Linked DNA regions of Mus musculus: region 2 is linked to region 1. Evidence: chromatin loops called from intact Hi-C (ENCODE). Cell type or tissue: gastrocnemius. All regions are shown on one strand. Links, peaks and the distances in the headings refer to the core of each region. The heading gives the core; the rest is flanking DNA. Region 1 holds the start of Eif4g3 (eukaryotic translation initiation factor 4 gamma, 3). Region 2 overlaps Eif4g3 (eukaryotic translation initiation factor 4 gamma, 3).

Region 1 (10,308 bases), core at 2,954-7,953:
GCCCTCTTCACCAGAAGACATCTGAAGACAGCCACAGTGTATACACATACATGAAATAAATAAATAAATAAATAAATAAATCTGAGAGAGAGAGAGAGAGAGAGAGAGGGAGAGAGAGAGAGAGAGAGAGAGAGAGAGAGAGAGAGAGAGAGAGAAAAGAGGCTAGTCCTCTTTGGAAATAAAAAAGTCAGACTGGAGCCAGGGATGATGGGTGAACCTGTGAGCCCCAGCTCTCTGGAGTCTGAGGCCAGCCTGGGCTACTCGGTAAGACCCAGCTGGGGGAGGGGCAAGGAGGAATGAAGGCGCTGTGGGGACCAATAAGTGAAAGGAAAGTACGGTGTGGGCATAAGAGCCTGACTCTGGATCTTATCTGCATTCATTGAATGGTCCTGGACAGTGGTGGGGGATGGGGTGGAGACAGGCAGAGCTGGGGGATTGTTGGCCTGCTGGCCTTTTGAAATGGTAAGCTCCAAGTTCAGTGAAAGACCCTGTCTCAAAAAATAAGTAGAGAGCAATAGAAGATACCTGATGTTGACCTCCGGCCTCCATGGACATAGTGGCTTTTACTTGTACACACACACACACACACTCTCTCTCTCTCTCTCTCTCTCTCTCTCTCTCTCTCATAATTGCAACATTTAGGAGCTGAAGCTTGAGAACTGTCAATTTGTAGCCTGTCTCATAGTAATACCATCTCCAAAACAAACGAACAAACAAACTAACAACAACAGAAGCCACCAACAGAACAAATTACATCAATAGAAGAAGGAACCATGTGTATTGGCTGTGCCCTGTGATCCCAGCACAGGAGGATGATCTTGAGTTAGAGGTCAGCCTGGGCTAAAGAAAGGAATTGGCCAGCCTGGGCTCACAGAATGAGACTCTGTTTCAAAAACCAAAAATGGATGGGAGGGGGAAATTAATCAGAGCTGGTGTTGTAGGTCCCTGGTAGTTTGCCTTCTATGCATGAGGTCCTGGGTTTACCACAACACTGGGGAGGAGAGCAGGAAAGAAGAGGAAGGAAAGAAGGAAGGCTTCTAGAACGTACGGGCGGGACGTGTGGGGAGGGGGCTTTGGTCCCATTTACTTACAAGGTTGAGACAGAAGAATTGCTGGGGTACAGGAGTTAGAGGGGAAGCCTGGATAACACAGGGAGAGCCTGCATCAAAAAAGGAGGAGGAGGAGGAGGAGGAAGGAGAGGAGGAGGAAGAGGAGGAAGAAGAGGAGGAGGAGGAAGAGGAGAAGGAAGAGGAAGGGAGGAAGAGGAGGGGAGGAAGAGGAGGAGGAGGAAGAGAAAAAAGCAAAAAGAAATGTAAGGGCCCTCTGAGCCCAGTACCAGTTCACACTTACTCCAGCAGCAATGTAGCAATGCCCTGAGAGTATCCATGAGTGTACTTTCAGCTCATAGGGAATTCAGGTTTTTGCCACAGGTTGCTGTGGGCTCTGGGTATAGCAGACAGCCGCCCAAAGCGACCGCACTCCTCATGGGCATGCGCTGTGCGTGTTCTAGGATATTCTGGCCCTGCTCTCTATGTGGTGAGGCCTTGGGTTGTCTGGATTCCTGTGGGGTAACATAAAATCCTCTGGCAATTTACAATTAAGTCATTCAAATTTCATAGCCCATCTGAGTGCTTGCCACATCAGAGGGATTTTTAAAGGGCAATGAAATGTCTCTGCAGAAATGAATCATAATGGGTAAAGTGTACCAAAAAAAATTACTGTGTGCCAGGGAATCCCTGGGTAAGTGTTCCCTGTTATTCCCCAAACCCCAGGAGGTGGAGCGGGTTTCACAGAGGAGGAAAACTTAGGCTCACGGAGATTAAAAATGTTCTCTAGGGGCTGGAGAGACTGCTCCGTGGTAGAGAGTGTGTACAGCTTATGAACTCAGAAGCCCTGAGTTCAATTCCCAGCACTAAGGTAAGGTGGCTTCACGAAAGCCTGTTAACTCCAGCACCAGGGGAGTTGGTCTCTTCTTCTGGTCTCCGTGGGTATCAGCATTCATAAACACATAACTCCTCCTTCCCCACTATTTAATAAAAATAAGAGCCTTTCATGAATTGAATACTGTGAATTCCTCCTTCTACTACCAAATGCCTTCAAGATTTAGCCTAAATCCAAGATCCTTTAATAAACCAGGCTCTTTTTTTTTTTCCTTTCTTTCTTCCTTTTTGAGACAGGGTTTCTCTGTTTTAGCTCTGGCTGTCCTGGAACTCACTATATGGACCAGGGTGATCTCAAATTCACAGAGATCTGCCTGTCTCTGCTGGAATTAAAGGCATGCATCACTGTGGCCCAGCTCTGGGGCTCTTCTTTTAACCTTAGTAGCCACTTTAATCTCTTGGCAACTAAGCTCTCACCACACACACTGGCCTGCTTCTGCTACCTTCATTCCACGAGTGGGGCCTGGGGAGTCTTAGGCCATCAGGCCTGACAGCAGGGGCTTTCACCTATTAAGCTGTTTTGACACCATCATGGAGAGCTTAGTGGACAAGGTGCTGAAATCAGATATTTAAATGTTTTTATGTATAAGGGTGTTTTACCTATTATCTGTGCATGTACGTGTCTAGTTCCCAAGGAGGCCAGGAGAGGGCATCATATCCCTTGGAACTGGAGTTTCAAAGGCGTGAGCTGCCCCGTGGACTGGGAATTGAACAGGGGTCCTCTGGGAGAGCAGCCAGTATTCATAACCTGTGAGCCTTCTCTTCAGCCCCAGATCAGATTTTCTTGCCAGTGTCTATGTTTGATGATAGGGTTGCTATGCTGAGGGCAAGGTGTCTGAAAGGTCCTTGGGTTCGAAGCCCAGGCCTTCCTCTTAGATGTCATACAGATTGCCTTTGGATGTCCTTGAGTCTTAAGTTCTTTGTGGGTGAATGAGGTGTACCACGAATTTTCCAGTGCTGTCAGGGGGGATGAGTTAACCTATGAAAGGTGTCTACACATAGTAGGTGTTTAGTGTTTGCTGCTCTGTAGGATGTGGGTGTGTCTAGAAGGGTCGGATTTCTGTACTCAAATACAAGTGTAGGTGAGCACTCAACCGTGACTGCAGGGTCAGCTTTGCAAGGAGTGAACAGAGGATAATTGTTCAACTGCTGATCTACAGCCCTGGCCCTAAGGTCGTGCTTTTGGGTGAATGGAGAGAGCCTGTCTCTTTGACTCTGTTCTCCCAGCTCCTCCTGCTTGATTGCCTGAGGTCAGAATCTTATCTAGACTTTAACATTATTTTGCCCAGGATCTGTCCTGTTTGAGGTTGATAATGCTCGCAAAATGTTTAGCAAAGGCCCCCCGGCACATACTAATTGCATGATGCTTGTAGCTATTATTAAGATAAAAAAGGAAGCTAGCTCAGAAAAGAATAACAATTAGGCAATTATCAATCTGTTATCAGCGGAGAGTAAACGGGGAAGTCGGATCTTTCTGCTGGGAACAGATTTTGATTGGGATAAAGATGCCCGAGACTCAGGTTCTCAGAATCTGAAATGAGACTCCAGGGGCCGAGAAAGGACCACTTGGGAGTCTTTCCTGGAGTTAGTCAAGCCTGAAGAGGAGTGGAAAATCCACACTTAAGTAACCTGGTATAACAAATTTTCATATGGTGGAGGATGCCAGAGTAGGAAGTAGCTGTTGTGCCTGGTCAAGAGATGGAAGGCGGCTTTCCTTCTAATGCAGTGGAGGCTCAGGTAGCTAGAGGCAATGAGGCAATGGGGGAGCCTGCCACCTAGCTTTTAGCCTACAGAGAACATCTGGGGCTCCCAGGGGTTGTCACCCACTACATGTAAAGCTTTTTTTTTTTTTTTTTTTTTAAGGGCCCGGTGGTGAGTGCCTATAATTCTAGTACTTGGAGGGTAGAGGCAAGACAAGCAGGAGTTCAAGGTTATCCTCAGGCACGTGGAGAGATGAGGCTAGCCTGAGCTACTTAAGACTCTCTCAAAAAGAAGCAAGCAAGCCAACAAACCCAGAGAAACCAACGACCACCCCAACTCTGAAACCCACCAATGTAGCAGGAGTCAGGACACTAATCTTGTTTGTATGTTCATGTGTATGGCGACCAGGGGACAACCTCAGGTGTCTTCTTCTGGTGCTGTCACCTTTTATTCTGGAGACAGGGTCTCTCACTGGCCTGGAACTCATCAGATGGAGTGGGCTGTGACCAGTGAGCCTCAGGGAACTGTTGGTCTTCACCTCAATGCTGGGACTGTATACACCTCTCGCACACCAGACTTTTCCTGAGTGAATTCTGGAGTCTGCACTTGGGTCCTAACGTTTGCAACTCAAGCACACAGGACACAGGACACTAATTTTACCTCTGTCCACGTTGGTCATGTGACCTTGGCAAAGTCTCCTGTCAGCTTTGAGCTGCCTCAAAAAAAATTTTTTTTTAATAGTGTAGATGATAGCTAAACTTCTTTGGACCCCAGAGTCTTCATTTGTAAGAATAGGTATTTACCTATTTCTTGGGATTATATGAGCTAATGCAGTACTCCATATCTGCACAGTTCGGAGGTGTCTGCGACTCCTTTTCTGTCAATGTTACTGTGTCCTGGGGACAATGCCTCTATTGAGGGGCGCAGGTGTGGTGTGCAAAGTGTGAATGGATGTGGGGGGAGGAGACCTTATCCACAGGAGTTAGCCAAGCAAAAGAAGATGGGCAGCCGACTACAGGTTGTAGTCAAAGGCCCCTCCAGTCTTGGGGAAGACTGTGGGAAGATATCCACTCTACAGAGCTTAGGGTCAGTTTCTGGCAAGGCAGGCCATTTTGCATCCTAGAAGGGTAAGGTTCATCCTAGAGAAGGTGGGATCCCGTTTCTGAATCCGCTCCATCCCTTCCCAGCCAGGCGACCTTGGGGCAGTCACTTTTCTTCTCCGGGGCCTCCTCTGCAAAATGGGGCTCCTCGTTCCATTTCGCACTTTGGGCATCTGAGGACGACGTGTCGACATAATGCCCATGGCTGGCGACGTCAAGGGCCGGCGAGTGGCATCTGTTATGTTAATAAGTCCTTGAGGCGGGCGGGTTCCTAACTGTCGGTTTGTGCTCTGGCTTAGCGGTTCCCTCCGCAGCGCCTCGGTTTTTCCGCTCCGCCGCCTCTCGACGCTTGCTTGGCAGGTCTCGACGGACCGCGGCCTCGGGTGCCGTTACTATTGTTCTTCGAGGCTGAGCTCTCTCCCTACAGACGTGCCCTTCGGTCTCTCCCTCAGCTCCGCACCGCGCCGCGGAGATCCTCAGCCGTCCCGGATCACCGATCTTTCCCGAGAAAGAGTGTCAGCTCCTGCGGCGTTCCCGAACAGCGGCCGAAGGCGCTCCCGAGCGCTCCCGAAGAAGCCCGGCCGCTCGCGGTCTCCGGAAATAGCCGAGAGAGCTTGCCACCCTCGGTCTGCCGAGTCCTTCCGAAAAGGGCCGAAAAGCTCCGAGCGGCCGTCCTGCCGGACTGCTGGAGGCGGCCGCAGCGCCATGTTGGATGCTCTGCTCGTTGAGTGAAGAAAATCCGTCCGCATCGCCCGAGCCCCGCTACCGAGAAGGGCGCCGCTTCCCCCGGGGAGGGGGACAGAGACCCCCCGCCGCCGGCCCATGAGGATATTGCCGTGAAAGGTCCGGTCTCTCCGCCTCCTGCCCCTGCCGGGTCCGGCCCCCCCCTCCCCGGGGTCGCGTTGTCACGGAGACCGGCAGCCGGTGGTGCTGGCCCGCGGGGCGGCTGCTGCTGCCCGCGGCGGCGGCGGCGGAGGCGGCGGCGGCGGAGGGCGTGTGTGACCGGTCCCGGCCCCCTCCTCCTCCTCCTCCCAGCCTCCCCCCGGCCCCCCGCTCCCGCCGCCTCCCCGGGTCTGCCCCCATCCCGCCCCTCCGCTGCCCCCGGCCCCTGCACCCCGGCGCGCCCGGTCCCGCTCTGGGGGGGTTGGTGGCTTCGCTTTGCCATGAGTTTACCGCAGAAACCGGCTCTGAAATCAGGCTCAGCGGCTGCAGCAGGAACCGGACCCGGCACCGGAGCGGCGGCGGCGGCGGCGGTACCGCCTCCTCATCCGGCGGCAGCGGCGGCGGCGGCGGCAGTAGCGGCAGCGGCGGCCCCTCCTCACCCGAACATCAGGGCCCTCCAGACCCCGGCGCCCCAACAGTATCCTTTTCACCTTCCGGCGGTCCAGAGCGACCCTCGGTGGGAACCTCCTTGCCTGCCGTCATAGCCCGGCCAGAAAAGGGACGGGCAGCCGCTCTGCTCCCGGCTTGACCCGAGCTTTTGGGGTGCACCGGTGACAGCATTGCTGGGGACCCCGGGACCCTCTGCGGTACCGTGAACACTACTAGCTCCACCGGGCCGTGCCTCTGCAGCTCTTGTGGATCTGGGGGGAACCCTGCCCTTGGCTGCTCCCTCCCCTTTCTTGGGCAGAATTTGCTGGTGCCTAGGACCAGCCCTGCGGGCAAGGCTTTTCTGACTGTTGGGAGGCCCTGCCTTCTGCGGGGCTCGGTAGCCTCTCTAATTATTATTTAGGATTCATAGCAAAGTTTATTGCTAAATTTTCTGTTGGAAACGAATCAGCTCATTCCTGAGGTAAGTTGGGTCTTCAGTCTTTACTGCAAGTGTACAAAAAGCACCCCCCCCCGCTAGTGTTTTGTTTTATTTTATTTTATCGTATTTTATTTTTTTAAGCAATTAGAGTTGTGTTGTGGCTTGTGGTGGAGCCGGCTAAGGAGGAAATGTTACACTGGGCGCTTCCCTGTCTTTGACCTTTCTAAAGGAAGAGGAAGTTAACTCACATTACCCAGTACCCCCAGAAGTCTCACTTCTTCTAAGACTGGTGTTAACGCTGTATATCTTTTTTAAAGGGCTTTAGTAAGTTTGCTGCTCCGTAGGGTGGTGTCTGGAGGGTACCAGGGCTCCCAAGGAAGGGTCTTAGTTTTGAATGTGTCTTAATTTCATGGTATAGAAGTTGGGGCAGCTTTGATTGAAAAATCTTGGTACCTGGTATTTAAGTCAGAATAAAACGTCGAATTCACAGCTCCTATGGAGTAAAGGAAGGTGATACTCCTTTGGATCCCCACTGGGTTTCTCTGTGTAGCCCTGGCTGCCCTAGAACTTGCTCTGTAGACCAAGCTGCCCTTGAACTCAAGAGATCCGCCTGCCTCTGCCTCCTGAATGCTGGGATTAAAGGTGTGCGTTACCATCGATGGGCAAGCAGAGGTGTTGTTACCTATCTGAGAATAACATTTCATCATCTCCCCCGCCCCCACCCCCCATCCTTGGACTTGTGAAAAATGGACAAATGATTTTTGGATGTTCCCAGTGCTGTGTGGTTCTTGTGTTTGACTTGTAAGTGGTGTTGGGGCTAGTCATTTCTGTGTAGTTTGATTCTTGTCTGTATCAATTACTTTGAGAAGGGAAAAACACTTCCCCTTCTTGGGTCACCTCAGGTCATTGTTTGTTTTCTGTCCAGCGTTCTTTCTGTGTTCTTTACATATTGTTAGTCCACATCTTAGTGCTCCAGTGCTATGTGTGGAGTGATTTCATAATGTTCTGACCCTGCCCAGTTCTGTTCAGTTTCTCGCTTGCTCGCGGCTGAGAATGTTGCGTGTTCATGGAGAACCCAGTTGCTTCTGACCCACATGCGCAGCTATTGGCCTGTGAAGGAGCAGGTCGGCCGTTCAGCCTGCTTCGGGGTAGAATTGGGTCGCTTCAGTCTACCTAGCTTCACTTTCATACTTGCTTCGAATTCCGTTCTAATTTTAGGGTTGTTTTTCTTGATGGTCTGTCTGTGTTGGTAGGTTTCTGTCTCCGGACCAAGTGAGTTGTTCCTTACCTGCCTCTTTAAGCTGTTAGGGAGTTAACCAGAGGGATTGCACACTGTGTGTTCTGGACAGACAGACAGACCAGCAAGTAAGGGATCATAGTGTTGTACGTGACAGCGCTTGGTGAAGTTGGTGGCTTCATTGGATACAGAGCGGGGGTGCTGAGTATCCCAAGTATGCTTTTGCTCCTTAGAGCTCACAGCTGAAGGACTGGAAAAACTTGAAGCTGGTTACAACTTGGAAGTCGTGGTTGGACCTCCAGTTAGATTTTTATCTTTTCTTTAAAATAGAAGGAAGATGCAGTTGGGAAACAGGAAGGAATAAGGTGTTCTCTGCAGAGAAGATTATTCTAAACCCTTCATGGCAACCTTGGAGCCAGCCGTGCTGCTTGGAGGTTCTATTTTGCCCCATGTCATGGCGGCTGACATTTTATACTTGATGTATTCTACAATTCCTGCTTTACTCCGGCAAGATCGCACAGCTAAATAAGCATCTATCGAGATAGTAAAGGAAGCGTGGGCTACGGCCGGCTCAGAACGCAGCAGCGGGAAAATGTTGTCACCTGGTACTGGAAGAGGTCAGAAACCCAGTAGAGCAACTCTGCTTTTCAAACTGCAGGGCATGTGGGAATTTGGGTTTTATGCAGACACCTGCGTGCAGTAAGTCAGTGCCGTTGAAGCACTTGGAGTTAGAGCACAGAGCTGGCGTTGGCTCTTCCCATGGCTTAACTCCACTGCCTTACAGGGTGTGTGTGGGTACAGTTGCTGCAAATTAGTTAGCTTAAGCAGTGTATTAGAAAATGTGTTGGAAGGCGTTGCATGGCCAGGTGTCCTTCATTCGTACTGAGTGTTCACGTGTTCGTCGAAATGCAAGGTGTGTTGAAAACACAGGAATTGCATGTAAACTTGAAGCTGGAAGCAGGCATCAGATTTGCACTGCAGGACAACCTTCCCCCCCCCCTCCCCCCAGCCACTTGAAGGAGAAATGGCCACACTGATTGGAAATAGTCAATGGCTGGTCTCTAGCTGAGGGGGAGATGGGATGGCAGGCCTGGAAGGAGACAGAAAGCTAACATGAACAGTTGTAAACGCAAGGAGAGTATGCTGAGAGTTTCTTAACAAACCCGCTGGAAACTTGTGCTTGGTGAAGTCACAGCTTGAGAATATTTGTCTTGCGGTGTGCTTGGCTCAGCTTCCCCGTTGAGGTTGAGGTGACTCTGTTGAGAATATTGACAGTGGTCATCCTTTCTCTGGCTGACAAAATAACTGACGTTTTCATAAAAAACTGTCATGCTGAAGTTTTTCAGAGGGTTCCTGGGTTCCCCATTAACATCCCATATCTTTATATTGAGACTGCTGCCCACCTTACAGAAAATTCTGGATGAATAAACTAGAGTTATGTGCCCATTTGAGCAGAAAGTTTTTCCCATATGTTAGGAATACAGTATTCCTAACAGGGTGTGATTCAGGGCTACTGACACATTTCTGGTGAATCATCTTACTGTTTGGGGGCAACCAGTAAAAGCCAGTGAGACAGAGTAGGTTCTTTTTAGAAACAGAACTAGAGACCTGTGTCAACCAGAAGAGGACTTGTGTCTCTGGCTCCTTTGTCAAGAGTGTTCTTTCAGCCAGGCGGTGGTGGCGCACACCTTTAATCCCAGCCCTTGGGAGGCAGAGACAGGCGGATTTCTTTTTTTTTTTTTTTTTTAAGATTTATTTATTTATTATATGTAAGTACACTGTAGCTGTCCTCAGACACTCCAGAAGAGGGCGTCAGATCTTGTTACAGATGGTTGTGAGCCACCATGTGGTTGCTGGGATTTGAACTCCGGACCTTCGGAAGAGCAGTCGGGTGCTCTTACCCACTGAGCCATCTCACCAGCCCGACAGGCGGATTTCTGAGTTCGAGACCAGCCTGGTCTACAGAGTGAGTTCCAGGACAGCCAGGGCTACACAGAGAAACCCTGTCTCAAAAAAAAAAAAAAAAAAAAAAAAAGAAAAAAAAAAAGAGTGTTCTTTCTATCTTTGCAATACTCCTGTTGTCCCACCCCCCTTTTTTTTTCCTTTTTAAATCTTCTCTTCCATGGACATTAAGCTGGTCTGAAGTGGTGAAGTGTGTAATTTTCACTCTCTTTTTTTTTATTTCCCTCTCTGATAACTAGATCTGGATAATATTCATTTTCAGTATCTGCTGCTAGATGTCATACATGCAGGATTCTATTTAAGTTTTCCAAGGCCTCTAATAAGGTAGGTGTTGTCTGTTTCACAGACAAGGGTACTGATATGCAGGGAAGTTAGTTACATTTCCAGGGTCTCCTGTGCCTGTGAAAGGTGGTGTGTGAGCAGACTAGTGGCCGGTGGTGGCCTTCTTACTTGGCTGGATGTGTGTGGGCCTGGGAGGAAGTCAGAACTCTGCTGCATTTGAGAGAAGCCATGCCAAGTACTGTAGAACACAGCCATGGTGTCTAGGGTTTGAAGTAGTTCACAACAGCATACTGCTAGACAAGTAGGCTGTCTTCCCCTCACTGAGCCTAAGAACAT
Region 2 (10,308 bases), core at 2,626-7,625, 70 kb after region 1:
GGAAGGAAGGAAAGAGAAAGAAAGGAAGGAAGGAAGGTGACCAATGATTCTAAAATTAACAGGAAGTTTCGGTGAGCAGCCTCTTTAGTGTCCTGGCGGAGCAGTTGTCCTCCCTGTCCCTCTGGGGCGCTGCTTCTCTGCTCTTTGCAGAAGATCTTTTCTATGGGTGACTTGGGTGAGTTCTTGTTTATTGTTTATTGTTTATTGTTTATCTTTTCTATGGATGACTTGGGTGAGTTCTTGTTTATTGTTTATTGTTTATCTTTTCTATGGATGACTTGGGTGAGTTCTTGTTTATTGTTTATTGTTTATCTTTTCTATGGATGACTTGGGTGAGTTCTTGTTTATTGTTTATTGTTTATCTTTTCTATGGGTGACTTGGGTGAGTTCTTGTTTATTGTTTCTTGTTTATCTTTTCTATGGATGACTTGGGTGAGTTCTTGTTTATTGTTTCTTGTTTATCTTTTCTATGGGTGACTTGGGTGAGTTCTTGTTTATTGTTTATTGTTTATTGTTTATCTTTTCTATGGGTGACTTGGGTGAGTTCTTGTTTATTGTTTATTGTTTATCTTTTCTATGGGTGACTTGGGTGAGTTCTTGTTTTTTGTTTATTGTTTATCTTTTCTATGGGTGACTTGGGTGAGTTCTTGTTTATTGTTTATTGTTTATCTTTTCTATGGGTGACTTGGGTGAGTTCTTGTTTATTGTTTATTGTTTATCTTTTCTATGGGTGACTTGGGTGAGTTCTTGTTTATTGTTTATTGTTTCTTGTTTATCTTTTCTATGGGTGACTTGGGTGAGTTCTTGTTTATTGTTTCTTGTTTATCTTTTCTATGGGTGACTTGGGTGAGTTCTTGTTTATTGTTTATTGTTTATTGTTTATTGTTTATCTTTTCTATGGGTGACTTGGGTGAGTTCTTGTTTATTGTTTCTTGTTTATCTTTTCTATGGGTGACTTGGGTGAGTTCTTGTTTATTGTTTCTTGTTTATCTTTTCTATGGGTGACTTGGGTGAGTTCTTGTTTATTGTTTCTTGTTTATCTTTTCTATGGGTGACTTGGGTGAGTTCTTGTTTATTGTTTATTGTTTATCTTTTCTATGGGTGACTTGGGTGAGTTCTTGTTTATTGTTTATTGTTTATTGTTTATTGTTTATCTTTTCTATGGGTGACTTGGGTGAGTTCTTGTTTATTGTTTCTTGTTTATCTTTTCTATGGGTGACTTGGGTGAGTTCTTGTTTATTGTTTCTTGTTTATCTTTTCTATGGGTGACTTGGGTGAGTTCTTGTTTATTGTTTATTGTTTATTGTTTATCTTTTCTATGGGTGACTTGGGTGAGTTCTTGTTTTTTGTTTATTGTTTCTTGTTTATCTTTTCTATGGGTGACTTGGGTGAGTTCTTGTTTATTGTTTCTTGTTTATCTTTTCTATGGGTGACTTGGGTGAGTTCTTGTTTATTGTTTATTGTTTATCTTTTCTATGGGTGACTTGGGTGAGTTCTTGTTTATTGGTTTCTTTCTTCCCAAGAGCTCATGGGCCTTGTTAGCTTAATTCAGTGGTTAGCTGTTATGTACTGGAGATTTCTCAGTGGGTTTTACTCAGGGCAGGACAGACATTCATCTGGCTTTAAGACGTCAGTGGCTCTCCTCTATCCCCGGCCCTTCCCTAAGATCCTGTCCCGCTGGTCCGTACCCTGAAATCTCATGTTCATGTCTCGGTGGTTAAGAGCTGTGCATGGAGGGGCTGGCGAGATGGCTCAGTGGTTAAGAGCGCCGACTGCTCTCCTGAAGGTCCTGAGTTCAAATCCCAGCAACCACATGGTGGCTCACAACCATCCATAACGAAATCTGATGCCCTCTTCTGGAGTGTCTGAAGACAGCTACAGTGTACTTACATATAATAAATAAATAAATCTTTAAAAAAAAAAAAAAAAGAGCTGTGCATGGGAAAGGAGCCCTGGTCCTCTGGAACCCTGACAGTTCTTGCAGCTGCTGAGTCACCCCTCTAGCCTACATACATTTGAAACTTTTGTTTTCATAGTTTAGGTGTTTTGGAGCTTCACCATTACCGAAGCTTCTAAAATTAAGAAAAAATAATTATAAAACTGGAGATTATTACATTTGGAATGTCAGTCATAGTTTAAAGTATAGAATGTTCACAATAGGAATTATAATTTGCTAGACTATAGTCAGTTTGTTGCTGTATTAAGGAATATATGAATAGGCTTGTTTTTACATAATAGAACTTTGCATTTTAAATACTTAAACTCTTACTTGTGTACATAGACTTTTTTTAGATTTATTTATGAGTGCTCTATGTACACCTGCACTGCAGAAGAGGGCATCAGATCCCATTACAGATGGTTGTGAGCCACCATGTGGTTGCTGGGATTTGAATTCAGGACCTCTAGAAGACCAGGCCGTGCTTTTAACCACTGAGCCATCTCTCCAGCCCCATGAACATAGGCTTTTGAACAGCAGCATTTAAACTGTAGCTAAAGTGCATTAGTCTGAATCTCATCAAGTCAAAAAAACTGCAGCATTTTGAGGGAACATTGAGTATAATGAATTGAGTATAGCGAATTGAAGTCAAGATATTTTGAATGAAAAGGACTCTGGTGTGTCCGAGTGGCAGAGGCATGCAGAAGCTGGTTTCCTGTGGCTGATGGTGAGCTGTGTACTCATGGCGGAAGGGTCTCTGGGGGGCACAGTATTTTGTCCTGTGGAGTGTTGGCAAAGCTTGTTCTTTCATATTGATCTCTCACAAAGAGCTGGTGTGGTGCACATGGTCCTGGGCTTGTGATGACACTGGGTGGATAGGTTGCAGTTCCCAGCGGTGAAAGCTCTTGGCCTTCTGTCAACTTTATAGTCAGTCAGACTCAGATTCACTGAACAGAAAGTGCAAGAAGACCTTGTCCCAGTTTTTAAAACGTGTTGGTTTGCTTTTAATTGTTTTTATAAAACACTAGCCAAAAGCAACTTGGAGGAAAGGGTTTATTTCAGCTTATAGACTTCAGTATGCCATTGAAGGGAGGCAGGGGACGTGGAGGAAACACCTACTGGCTTGCTCTTCGTGGCTTGTTTAACTGGCTTGTTTATAGTAACCAGGACCACCACCCACAGTGAGGTGGGCCACATAACTCATCAACCAGGAAAACACCACAGGCTTGGCTTCAAGCCTAATGGACAGAACACTGGCTCCCATAGGCTCGCACATATGGCCTCATTGGAGGAAGTATGTCACCAGGGGTGGTCTTACTTAGCCTTGTCCGCCTGCCTGTCTGCCTGCCTTGTCTGTCTGCCTGCCTGAGTCTACCCACCTGTCTGCCTGCCTTGTCTGCCTGCCTGCCTGCCTGCCTGCCTGCCTGAGTCTACCCACCTGTCTGCCTGCCTTGTCTGCCTGCCTGCCTGCCTGCCTGCCTGCCTGCCTGCCTGCCTGAGTCTACCCACCTGTCTGCCTGCCTTGTCTGCCTGCCTGCCTGCCTGCCTGCCTGCCTGCCTGCCTGCCTGCCTGAGTCTACCCACCTGTCTGCCTGCCTTGTCTATCTGTCTCCCTGCCTACGTCCACCCACCTGTCTGCCTGCCTTGTCTGCCTGCCTGCCTGAGTCTACCCACCTGTCCTGCTTCACATCAGGATGTAGTTCCTTTCTCTACTTGCCCTGCATGCCACTGTGCTCCGTGCTGCGATGATCATGGACTGTTCTTTGAAAGTGTAAGCATGCCCCAGTTAAACTAGAAGAGCTGGCCGTGGTCATAGTGTCTCTTCACAGCAATAAAATAGTGACTAAGGCCTGGGCATTTTCTCAATTGCACTTCTCTATTTTGTGTTGACAGAAAATCACCCCCCTTCCAAACCCCCTCAGACAGGGTTTCTTTGTGTAACCCTGACTGTCTTGGAACTTACTTTGTAGATCAAGCTAGCCTTAAACTCCGAGATCTGCCTGCCTCTGCTTCGTGAGTGCTGATACAGAAAGGTAACCTGTTCGAGTAGATGGTGTTCCCTTCCTGGTTCTCTGGGTAGCTAAAGGGAGTGCTGTGACCTGCTGAGGGTTCTGGTGGCCCGTCTACCCTTTAGAGCTTGCTGCAATTCTCCCTTTGTGCTGGTGAGGGAAGGCTGTGCTCAGGAGGGGAACACTACTACTAAAAAGCTGCCTGAGTAGTTAGTTAGCTGTTGGCTGCTGGGCACTGCTGTCTGTAGCTGTAGTTAGCTGTTGGCTGCTGGGCACTGCTGTCTGTAGCTGTAGTTAGTTAGCTGTTGGCTGCTGGGCACTGCTGTCTGTAGCTGTAGTTAGTTAGCTGTTGGCTGCTGGGCACTGCTGCCTGTTGCTGTAGTTAGTTAGCTGTTGGCTGCTGGGCATTGCTGCTTGTAGCTGTAGTTAGTTAGCGGTTGGCTGCTGGGCACTGCTGCCTGTTGCTGTAGTTAGTTAGCTGTTGGCTGCTGGGCACTGCTGCCTATAGCTAGCTAGCTTTTGTTTTTTTGTTTTTGTTTTTGTTTTTTGAGACAGGGTTTCTCTGTATAGCCCTGGCTGTCCTGGAACTCATTTTGTAGACCAGGCTGGCCTGGAACTCAGAAATCCACCTGCCTCTGCCTCCCAAGTGCTGGGATTAAAGGCGTGCACCACCACGCCCCAGCGTGTTAGCTAGCTTTTGCTACGTTTTGTGTTCTTCTTTCTTCTACCCTTTCAATCCCGTAACACTAGAGAAACATAAAAGAGAAAAGAGGATAGAGAGGAAAGGAAAGAGATCCCTTGACATAGTTAGGTTTTAAAATGGAGGGGCTTTATGGTTCGACTACTTCCTGCTGATGGGGGCTTCTCGAGTTTCTTGGGGCAGGTTTGATCTTTGCTGTCAGGGTAGGTAATTTCTTCTGTTTGTTTCTTCTTTGAGCACATCTATTTAAGAAACTTCAACCAACAACCTTTGGGGCTCTAGCATTTATATACCCTTTGAAAAGTCTCCAGAATTCCAAATGCCATCTAGTCACACTATCACAGAAGCTAGCCACAGTTGGCAGAATCACGACTCAGAGCATGAGGCAAATCATAGTCAGCTGCTGTGGGAAATCTGAAGCAGCCCATATTCCCACACCTAGGATTAAAATGAAAACATGGTCCTGTAATATTTCTATATTTTTAAAAAGGAACCAAGATTCCCAAATCTTCACTACAGCTGAAGATATCTTACCCATATCTGGACAGGACAAGGTGTGCCTATCAGGGATCTGGATAGGAGAGAAGCCAGGGCTTGGAGCCACTTCAGGACCACAGGAGCCAGAAGGCAAAATCTCTTGCAGTGTTGCCTATGTAGCATCCTCCGTTGACAACAGTGTGCCAGCTGAGATGCTGAAATATTTATAGAGCCAGATTCATTTTCCCATCGTAGGCAAACAGGGTGACTTTTGAGCTGAAAGGCAAGCAAGGGTGATTGGTAAATAAGGAGACAGCTCCTTAGCTCCACAGCTGGTTCACAGCTCTTCAATTTCCAGGAAGTCAGGACTTGCTAGGACGGCACAGTTTGCGTTCAAGAAAGGACGTGTTCTGGCCCTTGTCAGTTGTAAGGCCACAAGAACCAACCTTTTGCTGTTCCTCCAGCTCTCCTTAGATGCCAGAACACATGAATAGCCAGGAAGCCATGAATAGGCTGCCAGTTACTGCCCTGGTGTTTTTATTGTCTGTCTGTGAGATTGCACCTGATTTGTTGAGTTACCTAGTAAGTAAGTGAGTGTGTGTGTGTGTGTGTGTGAGAGAGAGAGAGAGAGAGAGAGAACACGCTTGTGTGTGTGTTGGGGGGGTGAGAGAGTGATCGAGCGTGTGTGCATGCGTATGCATGTGTGTGGGGGAGAGGGAGATATTGAGCGCTTGCATGTGTAAGCACATGCACACTTGCTCCAGGCAAGCGCATTCTCTAAGCGACTTCCCAGTCCTCTGTTTCCCGTTTTGAAGCAGGGTCTCACTGAGTTGTTCCCCAGGTGTCTGATGCTGCAGTCCTCCTGTTTCCGTCTCTCCAGTAACAGACATTAGAGGCTTTGCCACTAGGCCCAGCTTTTTATTTTTTATTATTAACACAACTAACGATTTTACTTAGTGGAAACTTTTGTATATTTAAAATTTTTCATTTTTATGAGGAAAACAAAGTTACAATTTTATGACTTTAACAAGAAGTTTTTTCCTAATCATATATTGTCAAAATAGATGAATGTTAAATGTTCTTAAAAAAGGAAAACAAAGTAAAATTTGCAGTTTTTATATTTCATTTCCATCTTTCTAAAAAGTGTTTTACATGTATGTGTTGGGGTGTTTGCCTTCACATCTGTGCACTTGTGTGTGTGCGCACCACGTGTATACCTGGTGCTCAGGACGTCAGAAGAGGGGCTCAGATCCCCTGGAACTAGTCAGTAATGACTGAATCACCCGACCCGGTGCTGGGGACAGAACTTGCATCGTGTGTGAGAGCACCAAGTGTCCCTAACTGCTGATCCGCAGCTCAGTCCTCCCCCCTGCTCCCTCCTGTCTACCGAGTCTTTGGAGGGAGGGCTGTTAGAAGCCAGCTGGGGCAGCATCGCAAGGCTCCTTGCTGCTGGAGCACTGACAGCACTCGTGCTCTCTTGGTGCTGGCTGCTGTTTGCTTGTTTTTGATAATATGTTATCATACTGAAAAATATATTTGTTGGGAGTTGAGTATTTAGCTCAGTGGTAGAGGGTTTTCCTAGCAAGCACAAGGCCCTGGGTTCGGTCTTCAGCTCTGAAAAAATTTTAAAAAAGGACAAAAAAAATATTTGTTGACAAAAATTTCACAAACTTTTGTCTTTTTTTTTTGTTGTTCTTGTTGTTTGAGCCTGGCTCTTGAGTAGCTCAAGCTTGCTTGGAATTTACCATTTAACTGAGGGGGTGGGGCCTTGAACTCAAAGTCCTCCTGTCTTGGTCTCTAATATGCTAGAATTACAGTATATCATCATGTTTGGCTAGAACAAATACAGTCAGCTGTCTTTGCCATTGTCATTAAATAAATGTCCTGCTGTCTTGGCTCCTGACTGTAACCCTAGCCCTTGGGGGCCAAGTTGGCAGGATAAGGCCAAGTTCCCTAAAAGAGAAGCAAAAAAACCTGAATAGGTTATAAATACCTGAACAACCAATGGCTTGCTGTGGTATGATGCAGGAGTGTGGTGTTATTTCTACTCGTGGTGGCTTTATGTGACAAGACTGGGAATTTCCACAGCCTGTCACCTTTTGCCTTTGTTGGCAGGGCACCTGCAGTTATTTATGAAGAAGGACTCTCAGTGAGTCCCTGTTAGTCCTGCCTCATCCACCTTACCTTGAACCAAGTGAGAGCAGCTTTTGGATGGTGATTTCGTTGTGCCTTTCCTTGTATTGCACACAGTTGCAAAAATAGCCCAGGGATTAAAACAATTCCATGCTTGCTTTTAAGTGCTGTTGTTAAGAGTAGTGACTAAGTGGTCATTGCCCTGTTTGCACACAGAGAGACCAAAGGGTAAGTCTCTGCTTGGGAAATCTACACCATCCACACTGGTCGAACCCACATAGGAAATCTCAAAGTGTCACGTCAGTGTTGTTAGAAAATGAAGGGACTTTACAAGAGTCAAACTGATGGTGGTTTCATGGGCATTTCTCATTGTCTTTCTTCTGGGCCCCACTTTTGATTGTTGCCCCCCTTTTCACCTAAGTTCTGTCAGGGCAAAGAGCAGGATCTCTGGACACAACTGGACATTGCTTGATTTTTACCCCCCTTGCTGTCACTTGGTGTTTTGAGTAAGTTTTTTTAAAAGCAGTCTTCGTCCTTTCCCCTGCAGGTTTTCCTCAGTGGACACCTGTACTTTCTGCAGATTTGAGCAGCAGCTCAGCTCCAGCGCTGCCACGTTCTAGAACTCTAGCGAGGCATTCACATGCTTCATATCTTTATTTTTGGTTTCTGTTTCTGTTTTGTTGTTTTATACTTCCAGACCTTGCTATTTCCTCAGAGAAGTCAGCACATCCGGGTGAATCTTGGGAAGGAGAAATACAAGTAGAGGCGTCTTTGTCTGTCTTTTGTTAAGAATGCCAGGCTGGGGATCAGTCAGCATGTGCCACAGGTGACTAGGAACACAGCTGGATCACCCAAAGTACTGGTACTGTTTCTGGCAGAAACACCCTCTGCACGCATGTGTTTGAGCAGGCTGTTGGGGTGTACCGATAGGACCATGGCAGAAAGGTCAGCAGAGGGAACAAGTACCATGGCCATACAGAGTCCTGGTCTGAGTTTAATCCGGGTTTGCTGAGAGGAGAGGTTTGCAGGGCTGTAAGAAGGGGTGAGGCGACTCAATAAAGGACTGTTGCCTTTATAAAGGAGCAGATAGGAAGGCAATTTGAAAGCCTGTGAACTGGAAAGAGCAGTGTATAAACGCTTCTTTCCCCTTCTTTTTTATTTTCAATACAGTTTCTCTGTGTAGCCCTGGCTGTTCTGGAACTCATTCTGTAGAAGAGGTTGGCCTCAGAGATCCCTCCTGCCTTTGCCTCCTGAGTGGTGGGATTGAAGGCCTGTGCCCCCACTGCCTGGCTTCTCTTCCTTTCTTTTGAGACAACTTCTTATGTAACTTAGATAGAGCTATTGCTATGAAGAGACATCATGACCATGGCACCTCTTAAAGAATGAAAACAATTCAATTGGGACTGGCTTACAGTTTCAGGTTCAGTCCATTGTCATGGTGGGATGCATGGCAGCATCCAGGCAGACACAGTGCTGGAGAAGGAGCTGAGAGTTCTACATCTTAATCCACAGGCAGCTGAAGGAGCCTGGCTTCCAGGCAGCCTGGAGGACACTAATCTGCACTAGACTTAGCTTGAGCATAGAACCTCAAAGCCCATCCCCGCAGCGACACACTTCCTCCACCATCATCACTCCCTATGGGCCAGAACTATTCAAACTGCCACAGATGGCCTCCAGTCGAAGCCTCTCAGGTGCGAGGGTCGTTTCTAAGCTGTCCATTAGTCCATGGGCTAGATTTGCTTTTCTTACATAGAGTAAGTCTCCGGCGACTGAATTGTACCCAATATTGTACCCAATGGAGGACCACTATTTTACGTGTGTGTGTGTGTGTGTGTGTGTGTGTGTGTGTGTGTGTGCAATTATATATATGTGTGTGTGTGTGTGTGTGTATATATATATATATATATATATATGAATGAAATTATACTGTGTCCAGTATTTTGTCAGACTTCGCAGGTAAAGAAGTTTGCTTGCTGCTCGCTGTCCACAGTGCTGCATCCCCAGGTAGCACTGCACTCCATCTTCCTAAGGCCCTGTTACTTCTGATCATGTCTGTGGTTGCCCATCCTCTCAAAGACAGGCCACCATAGAGTTCACGTTGGCCTTCAGCAAGTAACCCCATCAGTTAAGGAGCATGTAGTTAACAAAACAAAACATGAGTTTATCTTATCAGCCAAATGCTTTAAATGAGGCTGCTGTACTCTGGAGAGTAATACTGACGAAGCAGCTAGGGAAGGGAAGGACAAGGTGCTAGTGCCAAGACGGAAGTGTTTGGAGGATGCTCAGGATGCAGCTCAGGATGTGAGGTCCAGTGTCATGGGGTGTCCTTCCCTGTCAATTCTGGAGTTTGTATGAATTCTCTGATGCCATTGCCTGTAACCTCAAGTTATTCCTTAATATAGAATGTCTGCTTGGTACTTTTTGTTATTTGTTGTTCTTTGTTATTGATGTTGTTCCCTTAGTCTCAAAAGATGAATGACCTGGAGAAGGAAATGCTGTCCAGGCTGTAGCTGCCTGTGTTCAGGGCCTCATCACTTGGTTCTCTGTTCTTAGGGCGTCTACTTAGGGGATGTGGTTGCTAAAGATGCTTTTGTCAGCAGACTTGGTTTTTGTTTGTTTGCCTGCTTGCTTGAGAGTTTTGCAGTGTAACCCAAGCTCCCCGTGTTCCCCGTCCTCCTGCATCATCCTTGCTATGGCCGGGATTACAGGTGTGTGCCACGGTGTGCCACGGTGCCCGGGCCTGCCTGCTGCAGAGCCTGAAGATTGTCTTCTTGTAGGAATCTTGAGCAGGTTTACTGAGACGTACTTTGAGTTACCAAGCAGACAATTTATAGAAATTAGTATTTGAACAACAGTTGTCAGTAGCCACTCCCCTGTAGTGAGGGAGGTCAGCTGTCCAGTTGCCATGTTTAGGAGTGACTAAAAATTCTGACTGCTGTTAAGGGTTTGGAGAGGACTTCCAGGTTCACATTTGAAATGGAGAAGGTGGAAACAGAACTGGTGACTCAGAAGCCAGCTGGCTCATTTACATAACCATTTGGCAACCTTTAGAA

The links. Hi-C counts contacts between places; a loop is a spot of excess contacts. Peaks named below come from ENCODE experiments on the same cell type or tissue, not always from the same donor. Only the 100,000 strongest peaks of a DNase experiment are listed, where the experiment ranks them.
Region 2: it touches region 1 in a loop (5-fold over the local background); 2 of 42 quality-filtered maps call a loop at or near these places.

What each region holds. Positions count from the first base shown.
Region 1 is chr4:137,988,044-137,998,351 of GRCm38, forward strand. Eif4g3 (eukaryotic translation initiation factor 4 gamma, 3) reads left to right here and starts at 5,413. Exons shown (of 35, transcript NM_172703.3): 1 at 5,413-5,584; 2 at 5,939-6,101. In gastrocnemius, for the core only: no CTCF peak of the experiment used is centred there; a DNase peak (open chromatin) is centred at 5,375; H3K4me3 peaks cover 3,341 bases; H3K27ac peaks cover 3,413 bases.
Region 2 is chr4:138,058,565-138,068,872 of GRCm38, forward strand. All of the region lies in intron 3 of Eif4g3 (eukaryotic translation initiation factor 4 gamma, 3), which reads left to right. Among named protein-coding and RNA genes, the nearest start is that of Eif4g3, 70 kb to the left of the region's middle. In gastrocnemius, for the core only: no CTCF peak of the experiment used is centred there; DNase peaks (open chromatin) are centred at 3,182, 5,264 and 6,478; H3K4me3 peaks cover 2,055 bases; H3K27ac peaks cover 4,819 bases.